Linked DNA regions of Homo sapiens: region 1 is linked to region 2. A link is a loop called in an ENCODE intact Hi-C map of the cell type or tissue named here. Cell type or tissue: endothelial cell of umbilical vein. All regions are shown on one strand. Each heading gives the region's core, and the rest is flanking DNA. Links, peaks and the distances in the headings are about the cores only.

What was found. A loop is a pair of places that touch in the nucleus more often than their neighbours do. Peaks named below come from ENCODE experiments on the same cell type or tissue, not always from the same donor. Only the 100,000 strongest peaks of a DNase experiment are listed, where the experiment ranks them.
Region 1: it touches region 2 in a loop (4-fold over the local background); 6 of 110 quality-filtered maps call a loop at or near these places.

What each region holds. Positions count from the first base shown.
Region 1 is chr3:101,136,823-101,147,109 of GRCh38, reverse strand. No RefSeq gene overlaps it. Among named protein-coding and RNA genes, the nearest start is that of ABI3BP, 150 kb to the right of the region's middle. In endothelial cell of umbilical vein, for the core only: no CTCF peak of the experiment used is centred there; DNase peaks (open chromatin) are centred at 5,789 and 6,539; H3K27ac peaks cover 1,118 bases.
Region 2 is chr3:101,065,735-101,076,021 of GRCh38, reverse strand. No RefSeq gene overlaps it. Among named protein-coding and RNA genes, the nearest start is that of ABI3BP, 77 kb to the right of the region's middle. In endothelial cell of umbilical vein, for the core only: a CTCF peak has its summit at 5,591 (motif pointing left); DNase peaks (open chromatin) are centred at 3,521, 5,731 and 9,101; H3K27ac peaks cover 4,050 bases.

The sequences.
Region 1 (10,287 bases), core at 1,045-9,044, 71 kb before region 2:
TATGCAATTAACTGAAATAGAAAGAAACAGGAACCAACACCCTTTTTTGGGGCAGTGGTTGGTCATAGAAAAGGGATTATTTTTTCAAAAGCTCTGATGACATATTTTTTCATCTCTCTATATAATATTTCTTAAAGGACTAAAGTAGAAAAGAAATCTTTAAAACATTTATTAGAAAAATAAAGCTAGAAGAGCATAAAATCAATAAAGGGATTCTTGGGATGTATTTGTTTTTCTTTTGAAACTAAAACAAGTTAACAAGTTCAGCTGTGTAATAACTATAATAAACAGTACTACAAGTGAGTTTATGAAGTTTGAACTCCTTTATCTTCTTGGATCACTCAGGAGCTTCACTAATTTAATCTTGCCTATAAAACTAACTTGAGCTTATTTTAATAAAGTAACTTTCTGACATTTTCCTGGCTTTTAAGTATCTGTCCCCTGTCTAAATGAGAAGGATAGAGATGCGCACATTTTTATTATTATTATTATACTTTAAGTTTTAGGGTACATGTGCACGATGTGCAGGTTTGTTACATATGTATGCATGTGCCATGTTGGTGTGCTGCACCCATTAATTTGTCATTTAGCATTAGGTATATCTCCCAATGCTATCCCTCCCCCTCCCTCAACCCCACAACAGTCCCTGGTGTGTGATGTTCCCCTTCCTGTGTCCATGTGTTCTCATTGTTCAATTCCCACCTATGAGTGAGAACATGCGGTGTTTGTTTTTTTGTCCTTGTGATAGTTTGCTGAGAATGATGGTTTCCAGCTTCATCCATGCCCCTACAAAGGACATGAACTCATCATTTTTTATGGCTGCATAGTATTCCATGGTGTATATGTGCCACATTTTCTTAATCCAGTCTATCATTGTTGGACATTTGGGTTGGTTCCAAGTCTTTGCTATTGTGAATAGTGCCGCAATAAACATACATGTGCATGTGTCTTTATAGCAGCATGATTTATAATCCTTTGGGTATATACCCAGTAATGGGATGGCTGGATCAAATGGTATTTCTAGTTCTAGATCCCTGAGGAATCGCCACACCGACTTCCACAATGGTTGAACTAGTTTACAATCCCACCAACAGTGTAAAAGTGTTCCTATTTCTCCACATCCTCTCCAGCACCTGTTGTTTCCTGACTTTTTAATGATCGCCATTCTAACTGGTGTGAGATGGTATCTCATTGTGGTTTTGATTTGCATTTCTCTGATGGCCAGTGATGATGAGCATTTTTTCATGTGTTTTTTGGCTGCATAAATGTCTTCTTTTGAGAAGTGTCTGTTCATATCCTTTGCCCACTTTTTGATGGGGTTGTTTGTTTTTTTCTTGTAAATTTGTTTGAGTTCATTGTAGATTCTGGATATTAGCCCTTTGTCAGATGAGTAGATTGCAAAAATTTTCTCCCATTCTGTAGGTTGCCTGTTCACTCTGATGGTGGTTTCTTTTGCTGTGCAGAAGCTCTTTAGTTTAATGAGATCCCATTTGTCAATTTTGGCTTTTGTTGCCATTGCTTTTGGTGTTTTAGACATGAAGTCCTTGCCCATGCCTATGTCCTGAATGGTATTGCCTAGGTTTTCTTCTAGGGTTTTTATGGTTTTAGGTCTAACATGTAAGTCTTTAATCCATCTTGAATTAATTTTTGTATAAGGTGTAAGGAAGGGATCCAGTTTCATTTAAAACACAGCTTTTCCTTTGTTCACCAATATTTTGTTAGTATCAAAGGAAGACTCTGGCTTAGTTTTTAAAATCTTCATGGTAAACATTGTTTATTCCAAATAAGTTAAAAAAGCAGTTTTCCACTAACATAATCTTGAGCATCTCATTATGCATTTTCTGGGGAAGTTAAGTGCTGTTGAGTAGGAAGGAGAAGAGTAAAGTAGTGATTGGAGACAGGACAATCCCACACTCTTTAAATTTATATTTCAATTTTTGTTTGTTTGAATAACAGAACCACTAAAAAAAACTAAATATTGAGAATTCAGCTGATTTTTATCTTACTATCCTATAACCAGACTTATAGAAAAACTTGTGTAAAAAACTCCGGAATATTTCTTCTTTCCTCAACTTGTTATCTGTGTGTTGCTATAGCCTGGTTGCCTTTGGGTCAGGTGGGTAACTCAGATGCCTAACTTCTTAGTCTCTTAGACTCCCCTATCCAGATATCCCAGTTCACACTGTCTAGTTCCTGCTTAAAGTTAGTTACATTTGAACACTTATTTTATATCTACCAAAGCATATGTATATATTTCTTTCTTACCTAAGGAACTTACTTATTAAAGCAAATGACTATCTCTAGATTTAAATGGTCTAATTGTTGGAAGACATAGGCTGATTGTTCCAGTAAATTGATAAAGCCTCTTTTGTACAATGGAGATCAAATAACAGGTTAAGTGTCTGAGAGTTTTCATTTTCAATTAGCATTGCTATCATTAATTCATTTCAAAAGTTGTAAGTGTTATACAGTATTTCAATTACAGAGCACAGGGTAGAAAACAGACTGCCACCAACATTTTTGTGGATTTAAATCTTTTTCACCTAAGAGGTTGATTTTTTACCTGTAATTTTGAACTTCTAAGAAAGGGCTCTTATAGGTCAGGTGTGGTACCTGGTGTTCAAAGATAATATTCCAATGAGCCATGCCTTCTAGTAAATTAGTTTCCTATCACTGCTATCACAAATTGCTATAGTTTTTGTGGGTTAACATGAATTATCTTACTATTCTGTAGGTCCTAAGTCCAGCCCAGGTAGCACTTGGCCGACATCAATATACCAGCAGGGCTGCATTCCTTTCTGGAAGCTCTAGGGGAGAATCTATTTACTTGCATTTGCTAGTTTCTCAAGGCTGCCTGCATTCTTGGTTTGGAGATCCCTTCCTCCATCTTCAAGCTAGCAATGACAGGCCGAGTCTTCATGTTGCCTTCTCTCTGTTTCTCTGGCGCTGAGAAAGATTTCTCCACTTTTAAGTACACACATGATTAAATTGGGCACAGGGAAAATCGCCCCATCTCAAGGTTTATACACTTAATCACATCTGCAAAGCCCCTTGTGCCATATAAGGTAACATTCTGTGGCTTAGAACATGGACATCTTTGGAGGACTATTTTTCTGCCGGCCACATGCCCTTATACTACAGGTCCCTTTCCCAAATCTAAGCTGTTTCTGTGACTCTATCTTGAATGGGGTGTGATGTTGTGTGAATTTTGAAGCCTTGCAGCTTCCCACCTGGGGTTCTTGGAATTCTAGTTATTAGATGCTCTCTATCGGAACTTCTCACTATGTTGCAAGAAGCTCAAACCACACGGAGATGCCATGTAGCGTGCACTTGTTAATAGCCTGAACCGAAAACCCACTGGGCAGTGAGCAACAGTTGCCAGGCATATAAGTGAATCATCTTAAACATCCAGCTTAGCTGGGCCTTCAGATGACTGCAGGCCCAACTGATATCTGACTGCAAGTACATGAAGGATCCCAAGTGACACTTCCTAGTTGAGTCCAGCCATCCTCTGAACATTGGGAGATAACAAATTACCATTTTAGGCCACTAAATGTCATAATGCAGAACTGGATAATAAGAGAGTCAAGGTGGGTTGAGGTTTCCAACTTTTGACCAATCAACTCTGGCCAGGGGTTAATTAAGGTCATTGTGTCTGTCAGGTAGCTTAGTTGCAATGAGTAGAAATGAACTCTGGTTAATTCAAGCAGAAAAACAATTTCTTTAAAGTGTAAACAGCATGTTGGTTCTCAGCCACCTGCTTGGAAATTTCTGCAATTTGGTTTGGCTCCTCATTTAGGAATATTTTGAGAATTGGATTCTGGTGCTTTTCAGTCTCTACTTGCAATTTAACATTTCAATTTACAAACGAAATTGGGCATTGTCCAGAATTGCAAGGAGGATTGGAGGAGAACCAGGCTTGGAGGCTAAGCAGCAAAGAACAGTGCCCAAAAATTATGTCCCAGAAAGAGGCTCAGTGAGAAGATTGTTCCACCATCACCAGTGCCAAGTTCTATAAACTCTGAATCTCTATTAGAGGGATCACAGGTGCTGACGCTCAGTATCAAAACCCGCACTGCTACACCTCCTACCCCAGAATGTCCATCTCGCTTCAACTGCCACTCCACTGATATTCAGCTAATTTTAAGAAATATTATGAAATGGACATACTTATTTTTATATAATAATATACTGTTATAACAAAGTATTTGGAAGGACACATGCTATTAATTATGGTAACCTTTGGAAAGTTGGATTAAGGAAGAATTTTACTTTCTCTTAGCATGCTTTTATATTGCTTGAGTGGTTTACAAAACATTGTTAATTTTGTAATAAAAGGCATAGGATTCTGAAAATAAAACACATTACTCAAACTTAACATATTGTACTGTAACCATTTCCAGTTAATTTGTCATTATGCTTTGTAACTGAAAGGGGACAGGGAAATGTAGAGGAACAAATGGAATATCTGATGAACATTGCTGTCTGTGCCCGTCTCTATCAGTCCTGATTCCTCACTTGTAAAATAGGTCTAATGATGACATCTATCTCTGTTTTGCTTGGAAAAATTCTGTCCTTACCTGTTTCGGGTCTCTGCTAAAATGTCTCTTTTTCATAAATATAGACCTTTCCTATAAGTTCTATAAGTTCCTATAAGTCCTGCAGTTCCCACACATTATTACCTTGTGTAAAAGACTCCCTCCAGCCAGCGTCCCCCACCCACTTCCTTATCTTTATCTGCCTTCCTTACTCTCCTTCATTTATCTTCACTTCCTGACTTATCACCATCCAATATGTTAGGTATTTACTTGCTTACTTGTAATTGTCTGTCTTCCTTATTAGAGCTTCATGAGGACAGTCCTCTTGCCCATTTTGCTCATGGTTCTATCTCCAGGTTAGCACAGGGACTTCAATGTCTCCTACTAGTATGGGTCTATGTATTTTTTGTTCATTTACAAAACTCATAGTGTTCTTTTAAACAGTTCACATAATATAAATGTATATGGAAGAAAGAGTAAAACACTTATTGAGTGGATGAATATAAAACCCAGATAGTTAATTACAAATGGGAAATAAGTATATAAAATGCTTGGCACAATACCTGGCACATAACAGGTTTTCAATAATTATCTTTTAAAATTAATAATTTTGTTTACTAGTGATCAGTTTTATATTACTTGTATTAATAAAATTTATAGCATAATTCCTGGGCCGTAAGAAGACTTAATAAATGTCAACTCTAAATATGAATAAGCATAATTCCATAGCAGAAAGCACAAAAGAATAGGTGCTCAGATAATGACAGTTGGCAGTTACTGAGTCCTGTTAATTCCTACAAACTCTCTGCCTCTCTGCTGAGGACTGCTTCTCCCTAGGCCAGAGACATGTTTGAACCCTTTCCTCAAACCATCCACTGCTTCTATATACTGTCTCCCTGGTCATTTCAAAATTACAGGAGCAGTAACCACTTATTGATTTTTTGAATAGTTGTTTTAAAAAATATGTGTTAATTATGCTTCTATGCACAATCCAGTCTTTAAAACTTAGTTAGGCAAAGAAAACATTTTTGTAGTAAATCTTGTCCAGTGTAATTGGAGCAGATATTTTACCAAGCCACATATATTCTTGATTTAAAAAAAAAAACAGAGCTTCTTTTGCCTTTGCCTCTACCTTCTAGTGTATGTGGTTGCTGAAAGCTACTCTTCAGTTTCACAGCTAGTTTAGTTAATGCTATTATTTCCAAGCAACACAAATATTCATCATTTCCTGTTCCATTGTGTAGTTCTTCTGATTTTATTACCTCTTGTTCATAGATTTTAGCGGTTCCAGTTTTCCAAATTCTTTTCAATTATTGTTTGATTTATAGGCTTTCAGGCTTCAAAGTCTTTGAATTTTTGTTCAAAAGAAATGATTTATTTGGATTAAAAACTTAAATGTAAGATCCAAAACTATAAAACTACTAGAAGGAAACAGAGAGAAAATGCTCCAGGACATTGGCCTAGGCAAAGATTTTATGGCTGAGACCTCTAAAGCACAGGCCACAAAAACTAAAAGTCAACAAACAAATTGGATTATATTAAACTAAAAAGTTTCTGCATAGCAAAGGAAACAATCAACAGAGAGAAAAGACAACCTGTTAAGTGGCAGAAACATTGCAAACTATGTACTTGAGAAGGGACTAATATCTAGAATATACAAGGAACTCAACAGCAAAAAAAAAAATCCCATTAAAAAATATGCAAAATATCTGTATAGACATTTCTAAAAAGAATATGTACAAATGGCCAACAGGTATATGTAAAAATGTTCAAAATCCTAATAATCAGGAAAATAGAAATTAAAACCACAATGAGATATTATCTTACTCCAGTAGGAATGGCTATTATCAAAAAGACAAAAAATACATGCTGGCAAGGATGCAGAGAAAAGAGAACTCTTATACACTGTTGGTGGGAATGTAAATTAATATAGTCATATGGAAAACAGTATGAGGTTTCTCAAAAAGCTAAAAATAGAACTATAATATGACCCAGCAGTACCACTGAATAAATATTCAAAGGAAAGGAAAGGAAATTGATATGTCTAAGGGATATCTGCACCCTCATGTTATTATAAAACTATCACAATAGCCAAGTTATGGAATTAGCTTACATGTCCGTAAGTGGATGATTGGATAAAGAAAATGTGATACATACACACATATACACATAAATATACATACACCCAATGGAATACTATTTCAGCCATAAAAAAGAATAAAATCCTGACATTTACAAAAACACGAAGGGAACTGGAGAACTTTATGTTAACTGAAATAAGCCAGACACAGAAAGACAAGTGTGGAAACCAAATGCTGATCTCACGGAGGCAGAGTAAAATGATAGTTACTGGAGGCTGGGAAGGATATGTAGGGAGATGGAGAATGAAGAGAGGTTGGTTAATGGGTACAAATACAGTCAGATAGAAAGAATAAGTTTTAGTGTTTAATGGAACAGTAGGGTGACTACAGTTAACAATAATACATTGTACATTTCAAAATAACTAGAAGATTTGAAATGTTCCCAACACAAAGACATCAGTGTTTAAGGTGATGAATATCCTAAATGCCCTGATTTGATCATTAGGTATCGCATGCACGTGTCAAGATAGCACATGTATCCCATAAATATGTACAAATATTACGTATCAATAAAAAAGAAATAATTTATGGAATTCCAATGTGTAAAACAAATAATTGTATCTGGTCAAATGTACACACCTAGAAATACACAGCCCTGCATTTCCCTGACTGTTAATTGTCTCTACAGTTCCCACACATTATTACCTTATCTCTGTCATCATTACTGACATAGCTCCTACTTTTTATGGATGTCCTGTGTTACATAACCTTTTTTCTATGGCTTCTATAGCATTTTGTGCATATCCCTATTATTGTTCTTGCCACATTGTATTTTAATTTGATTTGTCTATTTCTCTGACTATATGATGAAGTCCTTGAAGGCAGAGTCTGCTGTATCTCTATTGCCTAGTAACACTTAGTAAATACTCAATTAAATACTCAATGACTGACTCTTTGACCATGTCCAACCTAAGAGACGTTAAGTCAGACAGGGTGGATTGATAAGGTCAAAGTCTAAATGAGAGGAAGAATAAAATAGGTAAGCTGTCATCAGAAAAGTGATGCTAGGCAGAAGGTGTGAGAGATCCAGAGGGGACATGTATCAGTCAGGATCCCAACAGGAAAGAGGTGACACACACAAATCAGGACATTTCCAGAAAGATCTATTTGCAAGGGGACCATCTGCAAAAGTGAATGTTCTGGGGAATAGGGGACCCCAGGAATTGGTGCAGTAACCTGGGATCAGTGGCAGTAGAACCGTTACCACTCTAGGCCCAGATAGACAAGAGAGGGAGCTGTTACCAGAATGCAGAAGGAATCAGAGGAGTCACCTTGAGAGAAATGATGCTTGGTCAAGAGACACAGCAAGTCTAAGGTGATATCACAGGCAGGAAGTCAAGGGAATAAATGCCAGACCTCATTCTCCACCCTCTTAGCAATCTCTCTCCCTCTCTCTCTTTTTTTTTCTGGCTTCCCATTGGCTGAGCCCTACCGGAAACCTGAGAAAAGGGAGTCTGTCAACACAGTTCATCCAGGTCAGTGTCCCTGAGAAGAAAGCAGGCTGGAGAAAGATGGGGCATGGATTTGAAGGAACAAATATGAGATATCTAGCACAAGATATTAGGTGTGGGACTAAGCCTGAAAGTGAGGATGAAGATGTTGTTTGCCAGATTACAGTGACACGGGGGAGGGAGCTTACTGTATTATATTGTTGCATTGCAAACAGGCCCCAAATCTAAGAAGCATACTGCAGTAAGCATTTATTTAGCTCACATGTCTATGGGTTTTTTTTCAGGTTGTGCCCAGTTGGGGTGGTCTTGCTGGAGCAGTTGTTTCCCAAGTGTCTTTCTTTTTCCTGGACCCTTAGGCTCACTCATGGATGCTCTTCTCATAGAAATGGCAGAAGTGAAAGGGAGCAAGGCTAGTTATGCAAGTAATTTGCAAGCTTTTGACCATGTCACACCGGCTAATGTTCTCTTGGCAAAAACAATTCACATGGCCAAGTCTGAGATAGCGAGTGTGAATAGTTCTGAATAATAATCTGTGATACCCACCAAAGACACTCCTGCATCTTTCCTCCTACCATCTTTTAAACATTGGTTAAGGCAAATGCTCACAAATGGCAGAGGATTCTTTGATGGATCTTGTGGAATTCTTTCCAGCGTTGTCCTTCAAAGCTATAGTTACCTATCTTAAAAAAAAAAAAGAATTTGGAATATATTATTAACTGCAGATTTTGCTGCTAATTTCTGCACATTCAGCCTCTCTAGAGAGCATTATGGAGGAATGTAATTTTTTAAAAACATTCTTGGAAATGCCTAGAAAATGTCCATACCATATGATTGCATATAATATTCTGGTACATAAGGCTAGTGGCACTGGTGTTTAAAAAATAAGTATTACTTTTAGGAATGTATGTAACATTTTTGAGATGCATATATAGCTTGATTTTATACAACTTGGCAAATCCACTGAATTTTTTTTTTTTTTTGCCAAGTGGAGTAGATTTAAATTTATGTATTAATTTTGAAAAGTTATATTTTTAATATTTTAATTATTACTTTCCAGAGACATGGTATATCTTTCTATTTATTCAGAACTAGTTTTATGCCCTTCAATAAAATGTTGTAGTTATGTTTTTATATTGGTGCTGTATCCTTCTTGGTAAATTTATTCTCAAATATTTTACAATTTTGTAGCTAATGTGAATTAGATTTTTTCCCCCTCACTTCTGACTAGATGTTGCTGGGAAAGAGAAAAGCTACTACTTATTATATATTAAGTTGTGTCTAGCCACTGGCCTTAAAAAGTGTCAAAATGAGTAACTTTGAATTCCTTGGTAAGAATGAAACACAAAGGTGAAATCATATCTTTTGTTGCTTTAAAAGGCTAGAACGTAATGACATAGTAAATTAGGATGTAAAGATGAATTATTCCATTCATTTATTTTTATTGAGTACCTATTAAATTCAAAACACTGTTACTACATCAATAGTGGTTTAAAGGAAGTTAATGAGATGTGTCTTCTAACATAAAGAAATTTAACATCTTACTGGCAAGATAAAAATGTAAACAACAAATATAGGCAAGAATAACAGAAAAACTATAGTATGTTTTCTTTATGGCTCACTGTTAGCTTTCTGAAACAGGACCTGTGACTTGGTACCCAAAATATCATATTAGGCATTTAATAGCAGTTGAGTGTGAACAAGAAATGATTCATTCCAATGAGAAATCTTAGAAGTTTCATGGAGGAGATAGTGTTTGTGATACACTATAAAAGATGGGTAGAATTTCAATGAGTGAAAAAGATGGGGAAGATAAAAACATCCTGGTTGAGGGAAGAGCTTATATAATCAAAGCACAGATGTGTACAATTTCCTAGCATGTTTGGGGAATGGTGAGTAGTTGGATATGGCAAAGCATAGGTACCTAAAAGGATATAGCAGAAGATGGGGCTAAGAGAGAAGTTTTGAAAAAGTTTTTGTGGGAACATAAAATTGAGACTAAGTACTTTGGACTTTGATCATCCAAACAAAACCACTGAAGGTATTTAAGGAGGGAGTATAAGCTTGCAACCCCCATGGCTATTAAAAAGTTGGAGTGGAAACCAGGAGAGTGAAAGCTGGGACCCTTTAGGAAGCTCTAGCAGCATACCAAGCAAAAGA
Region 2 (10,287 bases), core at 1,235-9,234:
TGTATCCATTAAGTAATTTCTCATCCCTCACTCGGCTCCCACCCTCCCACCCGTCCAACTCTCTATGTCCATGCATACATATTTTTGAGCTTCCACTTATAAGTGAGAACATGTGGTATTTGACTTTCTGTTTCTGAGTTATTTCACTTAATGGCTTCTAGTTTCATCCATGTGGCTGCAAAAGACATGATTTCATTCATTTTTATAGTTTTAAGTCATATACTTCTATAAAAACTGGAGTAGAATTAAGATACCAACATTGAAGAGGTTGGCTTACGTGATGATGCTATTATGAATTTCCATGACAACTCAAATATCCTTAGGTTGATCTTCAAAAATTGTTAGATCCATAAACTGAATGCCCTTAGAGAATAAAGAATTATACATTTCGTTGACAGAACATAATTCATTAATAATTCTTTGAGGAACCTTTTAACTATTGTGTATGTATATTTAGTGCTTATCAAATATCCAATTAATCTATTCAATGGTTAGCATTTTATATCATTAATATGATTGCTTTTCTGTTCCATTTTACCAAGATTGGTTTCAGCTTTGAACCAAAAACTGAGACAGCGACACATTGACGTTTTTTGCTTGTTGCTTATTCTAATTTTTCTCAGATGAATGTCATTTTAACCTAGCCTTTTATAGGCTTTTCTTCACAACATTTCAAAAGGTAGTTTTTATTTTAAATCTGCTTGGAACTTATCAAAGACTTCTGAAATATAACTCAATAACATATAATTATTATTAGCACTCTATTTATAAGGGAACCAATAGTAGATCGATTTAACCTATTTTAAAAAAAGGATTTATGTAAGAGAAAAATGAAAAGACAAAAAGAAAACTGTGGATCTTTCATAAACAACAAATTGTTTTACTTTCCTTGAATAAGATGAGGATGAGCTGGCAGGAAGCAAGAAGACCTTTCTTCCCAGTTGCTCATGGATTTTCCAGAAGACCTTGGATATTTCCCCATAGCATGTTGCTTATATTGGGTCTGTTCATGTCTTTGATTAGCATCTTCATTTTAGCTTTGCTAGGTATGCCCCATTTATCTCTTAACATTTTTCATGTCCAATCAATTTTTAAATATATCTCAGTACATAACTGTATTAGTTTCCTATTGCTGCTATAACAAATTATCACAAAATTGGTTAGCTTGAAACAACACAAATGTATTATTTTTTATTTCTGGAAATCAGAGTCCAAAACAGGTCTTCAGGGCTGTGTTCCTTCTGGAGGCTCTAGGGGAGAATTCATTTCCTCGCCCTTTCCAGTTTCTTGAGGTTGCCTGCATTCCTTGGCTCGGGGCCATATGACTCTGAACTCTGCTTCTGTTGTCACATTGTCTTTTCTGATTCTGACCCTCTGCCTTTTACTTATAAGAACATTTGTGATTATATTGGGCTCACCCAGTGCTATGGTTTGAATGTTTGCCTCCTCATAAATGCATGTTGAAACTTACTCTCCAGTGCAATCATAGTAAGAGATGGGGGCCGTTAGGATTAAGACACGAAGGTTCTGCCCTCACAGATGATATTCGTTTCTTATAAAAGGGGTGGATGGAACCAGCCAGACTCTTTTGGCCCTTCCATCCCTTCCACTACATGAAGACACAGCATTTATCCCCTCTGGACACAGCAGCAAAGTGTCATCTTGGAAGCAGAGAGCAGCCCTCACCAGACAGTGAACTGATACTGAACTTCTGAGCCTGCAGAACTGTAAGGCATAAACTTCTGTTCTTATAAATTACCTAGTGTCAGGTATATAGCAGCACAAATGGACTAAGATACCCGGATAATCCAGGTAGTCCTACCATCTAAAAATCCTTCACTTAGGCATATTGCAAAGTCCCTTTTCCCATGTAGGGTGATATATTCACAGGTTTCACATTAGAATGTGGACATCTTGGGGGTTGGACATTATTCTGCTTTTCATAATAGCACATTACAAGATCCATAGTAGATACAAAGAACTGCTACAGTAATAATAATAATGCTCATAATTAACCAGGAATGCAAAACAAAAGTTGATGCTGTTATTAACATATCAATAATTGATAATTTTGTCTTTCATGATTAATAGTTTTAAGACCTCTTGACAATGTAGTTATAAGGCATAATATAGACATTACATCACAGCTACAGTAAGATCCATCAATGACATCTTAATGTGCTTTTACTTTCTTCATGGGGATTCATTTATTCACATGTGCATATATTTTTTGGTTATTAAGTACAACAAATTATGTACCAGGGTCTGCTCTCATAGAGGTTTATGATGCAATGTTCAGTTTAAGCCTAACAACCCAAATTTATTACAGACTTTTTTATTTTGAGAGGGAAATATTGCTCCTTAATTCTTTATTTTTAGATTGGTACGCTTAAATATGTATATATGTATATATCTGGGAAGCTAAAACAAATAATAATTTGGGAGAAGAATTTAGAAATGTCTAAAAAGAGGGTTATTTAAGGTTTTGTAAACTTTCATACAAGTTACTTGCTATTAGGTAAACATTCTAAGGGATTATTTTCCTTAGATTATTTTGCTCTCTAACAGGCTGCTTTCTGGCAATCCCTTGGTCATTTGAATTGGACATATCAGACCAGGTTATTAAGAATTTAAAATTACTTTATCAGTCTAAGTGGAAAAATTAATACATTTCCTATTTAAAATGCCAAACAACTTAATTACATTCTCTTTAATTTGAGCTTTCTAATAATAAAGCAACTAACATATGCAATTTTAACCACCAACTTAATTAGGGTAAACACACAGAGTTAATTTCCAGCAACCTGTGTTGTTCTTTTCAGAAAACTAATTATTGCTTTTGTTTGATACACCATGAAAATAAGCACATGCCACTGTAAAGATTATTTTTTTGCCTTTCAAATAAAAATCTAAGAGTTATATCCAATTTTATCATTAGTTCTCTCTCCTACCCTGCCCTGTTCTTTTTCTCTAACCTCACAATATTAAATTAAAGGAGATGATTGTCCTGAGCTTTAAAATGAAAGTAGTTATGTCCTAGTGACATTGAGAAGCAATACTGAGTAGAACTTTTTTTTTTTTTATCAAATTGGTGTTGAGTCCTAATTAAAACAAGAACAATGATTCCTTTTCATAGTGGTTGGTTGGCTGATTTTTTAACACCTTGTTTAGGATGCTTATTTGTTTAGAATGCAGGATGGAGGAGTAATGGTGGAGATTCTGTCAGTACTCCTCAAAATTAAAACTCATGCAGATAATTTAAATGAGTAAAGTGGATTAGCTGATGACTTTTACATATAAGAAGATGCTTACCTTATATAAATATGAGAAATGGGGCCAGATATTCTAATTTTTAAAAAGAAGTGAAAGACTGGACATTTTTATATGAAGTATACTGTTTAATATAAGCAACGGATTAAATCAAAACACTGCCAAACAAAGAAAACACAATTGCAGAACAGGCTGCCAGGTTGAGACCTCCGGAGTAAATGACATCTAGTTTCCTGCTAGCTGTAAAAAATGTCTGAGTCAAGAAATGATACGCCCCATTCCACTCCCTGTTCTTATTAGATCAACATACAGTTTACTCATTAAGTAAAATACCAGGAAATGTTAGATAAATAATTCAGCTGTGTTTTTCTAACATAGTGGCCTCACTTTGATAGTTTAGTAGACGAGGCTTATAAATGGCTTTAGATTTTTGTCTAAATAATGTTAATGAGACCAGTGGGGTTCCTCTTGATAGGATAGTGCATTTTGTTATCAGAATAAGTCCTAACATGAATATGAACTTGTACTTTTTCATTTTTATTTTATTTTTTGAGGCCAAGTCTTGCTCTGTTGCCCAGGTTAGAGTGTGGTGATATATGATCATAGCTCACTGCAGCTACAATCACCTGGGCTCAAGCAATCCTCCTGTCTCAGCCTCCCAAGTAGCTGGGGCTACAAGTGTGCACCACCACACCCAGCTAATTATTATTAGTTTTTTTGTAGAGTTGAGTGTCTCACTATTTTACTCAGGCTGTTCTCAAACTCCTTAGATCAAGCAATCCTCCTACTCTGGCCTCCCAAAGTGCCGGGATTACACGCATGAGTTACCGTGCCCGGCTGAGCTTGTACTGTCAATTAGGCTATTGTATTGAGTGAGGGGATCAGGTTATTGGGCATTATACACCTAAGTGATAAAATTAGCCAGAAATCGCAGTGACTTTTGTTTCAGGATTTTTTGTTAAAGTAAACTTGGTATGTAACTCTTAATTGTAGGGGCTGGTAACTCTTTGGGGAAAGTTTGTAATAAAATCATGACTGAGGGAAAAAGTCAATCAAAATTTCAGCAACCAATAATCGAATTACAGATTTTATCCAAAATATCTGTCATTGGTGTTTGATTCTTATCTTGGACCTTTTATTAGAAATAATTTGTGGACACATAGAAAAAGGAAATGCAGAGATCTTTGGTTAGTTTTGAATCTTCACTGTTGGAGGGAAAGTATTTTTCAGAAAAGCCCTAAAGCACTTGAGGAGTTCTCAAAGATGGATTTCTTTTAGTGTCAATCATTCACCTATTAGTATTATTGAGTTCCAGATTATTTCTGGAGGATATTAAGCAAAAGGGGTTGGGGGTGAGGAGTATCAGATGTGGGAGGAAAGCAGGTGGCTTGGGAGACCTCGGAGGAACTCAGACATCAACTATTTTCTAGAATTAACCAAGGTCATTGCTGCTTACTTTATAAAGTCTTAGACTTTGTGTTAGGTGGCTTCTCCTTATTTGATGAATCTATCTGCACGTAACATCATGACTACTTAGAAATTGTACTCATGGAAGGGAAAATGGTCAGAGGCCTGATGAAAGAAGGAAAATTCAAAGTACACTAGACACGGCTCTTGGGCCAACAAAGGAAGGAAAGAGGAAGATGATGGTATCTCACACAGTAATGAAACCCAGTGTACTTTTGCCCTGAGCTAGATTTTAAAATAATGCAGGAAGTTGAGTGTGAAGTGGAGGCCATTTTGTAGTGGATAGGGTTGTGTGGGGAAAATCACCCAGAAAAAATATTCTGTCCTTTCAGCCTTGGGTAAGGTAGAGGACTCCCAGGGAGTAGCATTTGGATAACAGGAAGTTTAGACTTCTCTGTGAAATTAGACAGGCTATTTACTTAGGGATGACCATAAAAATCCAATTCCCTTAGATGGGAATCAGGAAAGGAGAATATGTCCACAAGACATTTTCTGAACAATTACCTGAGAAATTTGTGGAAGAGGGACTGCTTGTCATTAAAAAAACAAAAGCAAAAGCAAAAGTCTCCAGCATTTTACCTCCTTTTCTCTATTTTGGAAATTCCCTGCCATAAAAGTCTTGGTGGGAAGCAGAGTCCACCCCCTATAGACACAGAAGATTCCTTACCACCGTAGAAACAGAAAATTCTCAGAAATTGCTTTTGTAGCTCCCATGGAATTAGGTCTATCTAATGTAGTGCCTGGAATTTTTAAATCTGGAGTTAAAGAAGCTGCGGAGGCATAAATAGGGAGGAGTTCCTGGAGGGCAGCAGCAGGAGTGCCCTCTGGTGGTGGGTCCGGTGCTGGGTGCACGTGTCAGGGTAGGGGCAGCGTGTCCTCACCTGGAGGCTCTGTGCTGCATCTCTGGCTGTGGCCATGGCTGCAGAGCTTTCCTTTGTTCCTGCTTGTTTAACTTCCCAAGGAATGTGAAATTCCAATATCCTTTCATGTCATTTTTTTCCTGCTTAAATAAGATAGAGTTTGTTTCCATTCTTTGCACCTCACCAATACACAAGGAAATCACACACCCTTCTCCCATTCAGCCCATTCAGCCCCTAAAGAAGATAACAGGATGGAGTTTAAAGAATTAGAAGTTAAGTTGAGCTTTAAACTACAGAGCAGAAGGGGAGGAGGAGGGAGAGAGGGAGAACATGATCTTGTGTGATAATTTAGGAGCTGGGGAGCAGGGTAAAAAGCAATGGAATTTGGAGCAATAAGGTTGCTTAATGACTTCTCTTTACACATGAAGTCATTTATATTTCTGTTATTTACTTTATGGCTTTACAGTCCATGATGGCAGGTTCTCGCTTCTCTCATACTGTGTTGTAAACTCTGGTTCTAACATGGGACCTGACAAAGAGGAGTTGCTGTAGGATTTGTTGAGTCAATTTTCATGGTTCTGTAGTTATTTGACTCTTGGAAATAAGGAGACAAAATAAAGTTTTAAAGAATGATGTATCCTTTGTTTATTTCTTTCTAAATGCTGTAAAATCACACCCTGATTATAAAGTAGGATGGAGCCGTAAGGAATTCCTTCATGTATCTTCTGCTTTGCAGAAAACCCTTTGCTACTACGGACTTGCTCCTTTGGTTTGATTTTTGAGTAATTAACATGGGATAAGGGAGTATTTTTATAGGATTTACTTGTGAGTTCAGAACATAAACGTGTAATTGCAAGAATTGCTGCTGTGGGGAGAGTCCTAAAGCAAAAATAAAACTTAGAAACTTGAGAACAAAATGGCAAAACTTAGTCTTATCCACAAAGGAAAAAGAAAGAGAAAAAAATTCAATGGTGCCATAATTGGAGCTCATTGTGCTTGGAGCCAGATGGCTTGCCCTTGGTTTTGGAGGCCAACAGGCCAAATTCCAAACATTACAGCCTGAGATGGCCTTATAATCAAAGAATAAAATAACTGAGGAAAACTTTGGAAAACCTCTAGTCTTTGCTTATGTTATTTTTCTTTTGCCTATTTGGTAACAATAAGATTTTTAATATTCTGTTTATAGTGTTTGGAGTGGTTCTTTCAATCCTAATGCTTGTCCCTGTCCATAAGCATGTTAGATAAACCCTGCAACATAAGAAGAATTGTAGAGGATCAGTTTAATATTTTGCTTTAGGTAGGAACATTAGCCTGTAACTATAGGGAGGTGTGGCAGTTACCCTCAATGATGCAATACTCAGATACACATGACTCTTGTTTAGCATCACATGTAATTATATTGGACTTTTAAGCATAAAGTAATAGCCAAAATAAGTATTAAATAAACAACTTGCCTCCTTTTTTTTGAGATTACTATTAGAAATAGCCAGTTTTATATTCCAGCTACTTAGCTCAGGTTATGTCCCCACCCAGAAATTTTACACTTGGTGATGAGGCATAAATATTTTCTGTGACTAAGTGGGCATATGAATTAGAAGGCCTTTGGATATTAGATAAAATGGAAAATAAGTTTATATGTTTATACAAAAGAAATTAAAAACGTGTAAACTTCCCCTGAAATCGGTGATTCTCAACCTTGGCTGCACATTGGAATCACCTGGAAAGCTTTAATAATATTGATGCCTGGGTCCCACCCCAAAGTCTGCCTTATCTGGTCTTGGTTGTGTCCTAGACGTCAGGATTTTTTAAAGCTGCCTTAAACAAAACTGCTTGACAGACTGAAATGTATTATAATTTGTTGACTTTTCCTAGGTGTTTTATAATGCTGTTAATATCATGATGAAATATAGTCACCAGTCAGTAAGAAGCAGAATAGTGTTTAATCCCATCTTGGTTCTTTCCTTAAATTCACCTACAGATTGTGTCCTTTATTTAATGTCTGTCCTACCCTCAAACTGTATGCTCTCTGAATGCAGGGAGTATCCCTGTGCTATTCTCAACTGTGTATTCCCAAGGCTGTATAAAGTGTTGGGCATATGATAGGCCCTCAAATAGAGTGGAATGAATAAAGAAATACTTATAAAGAGATCTGGGTTATAAATACCTGAAAGCATCAGGTCATGCCAAAATTTCCCCAATATGTATAAATTACCTTTACTTCTTTTCAGATGAAATCCCTAATTCTCTATCAACTAAACTTCCTCTTAAGAAAACGAGCTGGCTGGATATGGTGGCTCAAGCTTATAATCTCAGCATTTTGAGAGGCCAAGGCAGGTGAATCACTTGAGGCCAGGAGTTCCAGACCAGCCTGGGCAACATGGCAAAACCTCATAATATGATGTAGTATTATTATGCCACCTAAGAACAAAGACACTGAACAGAACATAGAGATTATAGTATATGAGAAATACATTTATGATTTATCATATTTGGCTGGGTCAGTATCCTTTTTTACTCCGTTGTTCAACTTTTTTTTATTTTTATAAGTGGCTTTTTTTCCCAAATGAACTTTAGAACCAGTACTTAAATTTAAAAATCCTGTTGTTTATATTCTAGACAACTTTTTATAGGATTTTTCAGAAGAACTAATTATTTAGTTGTTTATCAATTACATGTCCATTCTACTTTTTTTTGTATTTCACTGCTTTCTCTCTTTTTCTCTTTGTCTCTATAAATTTCTGCTTTTAATCTAGTTGTAATTTTATAATTTAATGCTTAATTTATTCATTCTTGTTCTTCAAGGTCAATACTTTTACTAATAGCAGCTTTATAAAGCTATAAGTCATAAGTTTTGGCATAAAGGAATCTGAATTTTATTTTGCTTAATCTTATATGTATATTTGATATTAACCATTGATATTTTAACTACATAGAAATATATATATCATATATATATGCCAAAACTTATGAGTTATAGCTTTATAAAGCTGCTATTAGTAAAAGTATTGACCTTGAAGAACAAGAATGAATAAATTAAGCATTAAATTATAAAATTACAACTAGATTAAAAGCAGAAATTTATAGAGACAAAGAGAAAAAGAGAGAAAGCAGTGAAATACAAAAAAAAGTAGAATGGACATGTTATATATATATAGAATGGACATATATATAATATATATATAGGCAATTTATGCATATTGGAGAAACTCTGGCATGACCTGATGCTTTCAAGTACGTATATATTTTCTCTTTTATGTCTCAACTGAGAGCCTGGAGTTTTTTACTAAGGTCCCCCCACCATACTGGGTTGTGAATTCAGACTTCTGTCTCTCTGATGGACTGAAAAACTGCTGAAATCTTGGCTTCACTCTCTGGCATCTGAGCTGGGGCTTTTTCCTTGTTTTTTCAAGTCTCAATCTGTATGAGTAAAACTTAGCAGTTGGCAAATGGCTGAAGGGCAAATTGCTGTAGTATTTTGAGCTATCCTTTCTGCATTCCCTTTTCCCTGTTACATTCTGGCTTCTTTGGTCTGTGTCTGCCCAGCCTGGGGAGGCTGCTGTCAGTGCCAGCTTACCACTTTCTGCTTAGAAATGGTGGTCTACATCACCAACACCTCTGAGGAAAGACAGTTATAAAAATGTGTTCATATTAGTCTGTCTCTCTTCTTTATGGGATAATTGCCCTTCAACTTCTGATAGCCTCGGTTGCTCTTTGATCCCTTCACTGTTGCATTCAAACATTTTTCTTTATCTTTTATTTAGCTTTTGTAATTGTTTGTGGCAAGAAAATTGGTAATGACGAGAGAACAAAACTTCTCCCTTAACTTAATGCATTCTTTCCTTGTACTGATCAATTCCTTTTTAATTTTAATCTTACCCTTTATTCTAGTTTATCTTAAACTCATTTCTTATGTTTCAGAAAACGCTGTTTTAATTTATGAAAAATGCAAAGTAGATAATTTCTAAAAATATCTTCAGTTTCTTATGGTTAATCGTTTTTTGTGCATACCCTGTATCCCTAAGGCAGTACTTCCTTTCTTTATGTTACTTAATATTGTTTTACTTGTCCTTGAAAAAGAAGAAATCTGTCCAGGTTTTGTGTTAGGAAAAAATATTTAATTTCTCTAAGTTCTCTGTACTTTTCATTAGGTATGGAGTAAATATCTCATCTCTTAAACTGAAAGGGTTTGTTTTTATTAGACATCTACTAGCCAGATTTCCAAGGTCAATGAATCATTGGTTTAGAATGACTCTGCTTGATTTTCTCTTGTCTTTCAGCCGAACTTACTGACTCAGAAGGGTGTTTTTTTCCCTGAATCATTTGAGAACAACTGCAGTTCTCTGACAAGGGTAGTACTTGAACAGTAACAAAACCAAAGGCACTGATTTCCTTGCCTATTCTGTTATTTCACCTCTCTTTTTTAAAGGCTTCGCATCAGAAGAACATGCCTCCGAATGTGTGTTTTTATAAGCCCCAGCTACCTTGGATTATGAAGGGTTATATTCAATGAGAGTTTTGGAAGGAGAATGTCTTAAAAGTTGTTCTTGTATTGTAGAGGAATGACTGCCAAGTGTGGGATGAGGGAAGAGCAGATTTTTTATATCAGGCAGTCCTGGGCTTCAATACTGGTTACCCCACTTTCAAGCTACCCAATAATGGAAAGATCATTTAAATCTTTTTTGATGGTAAA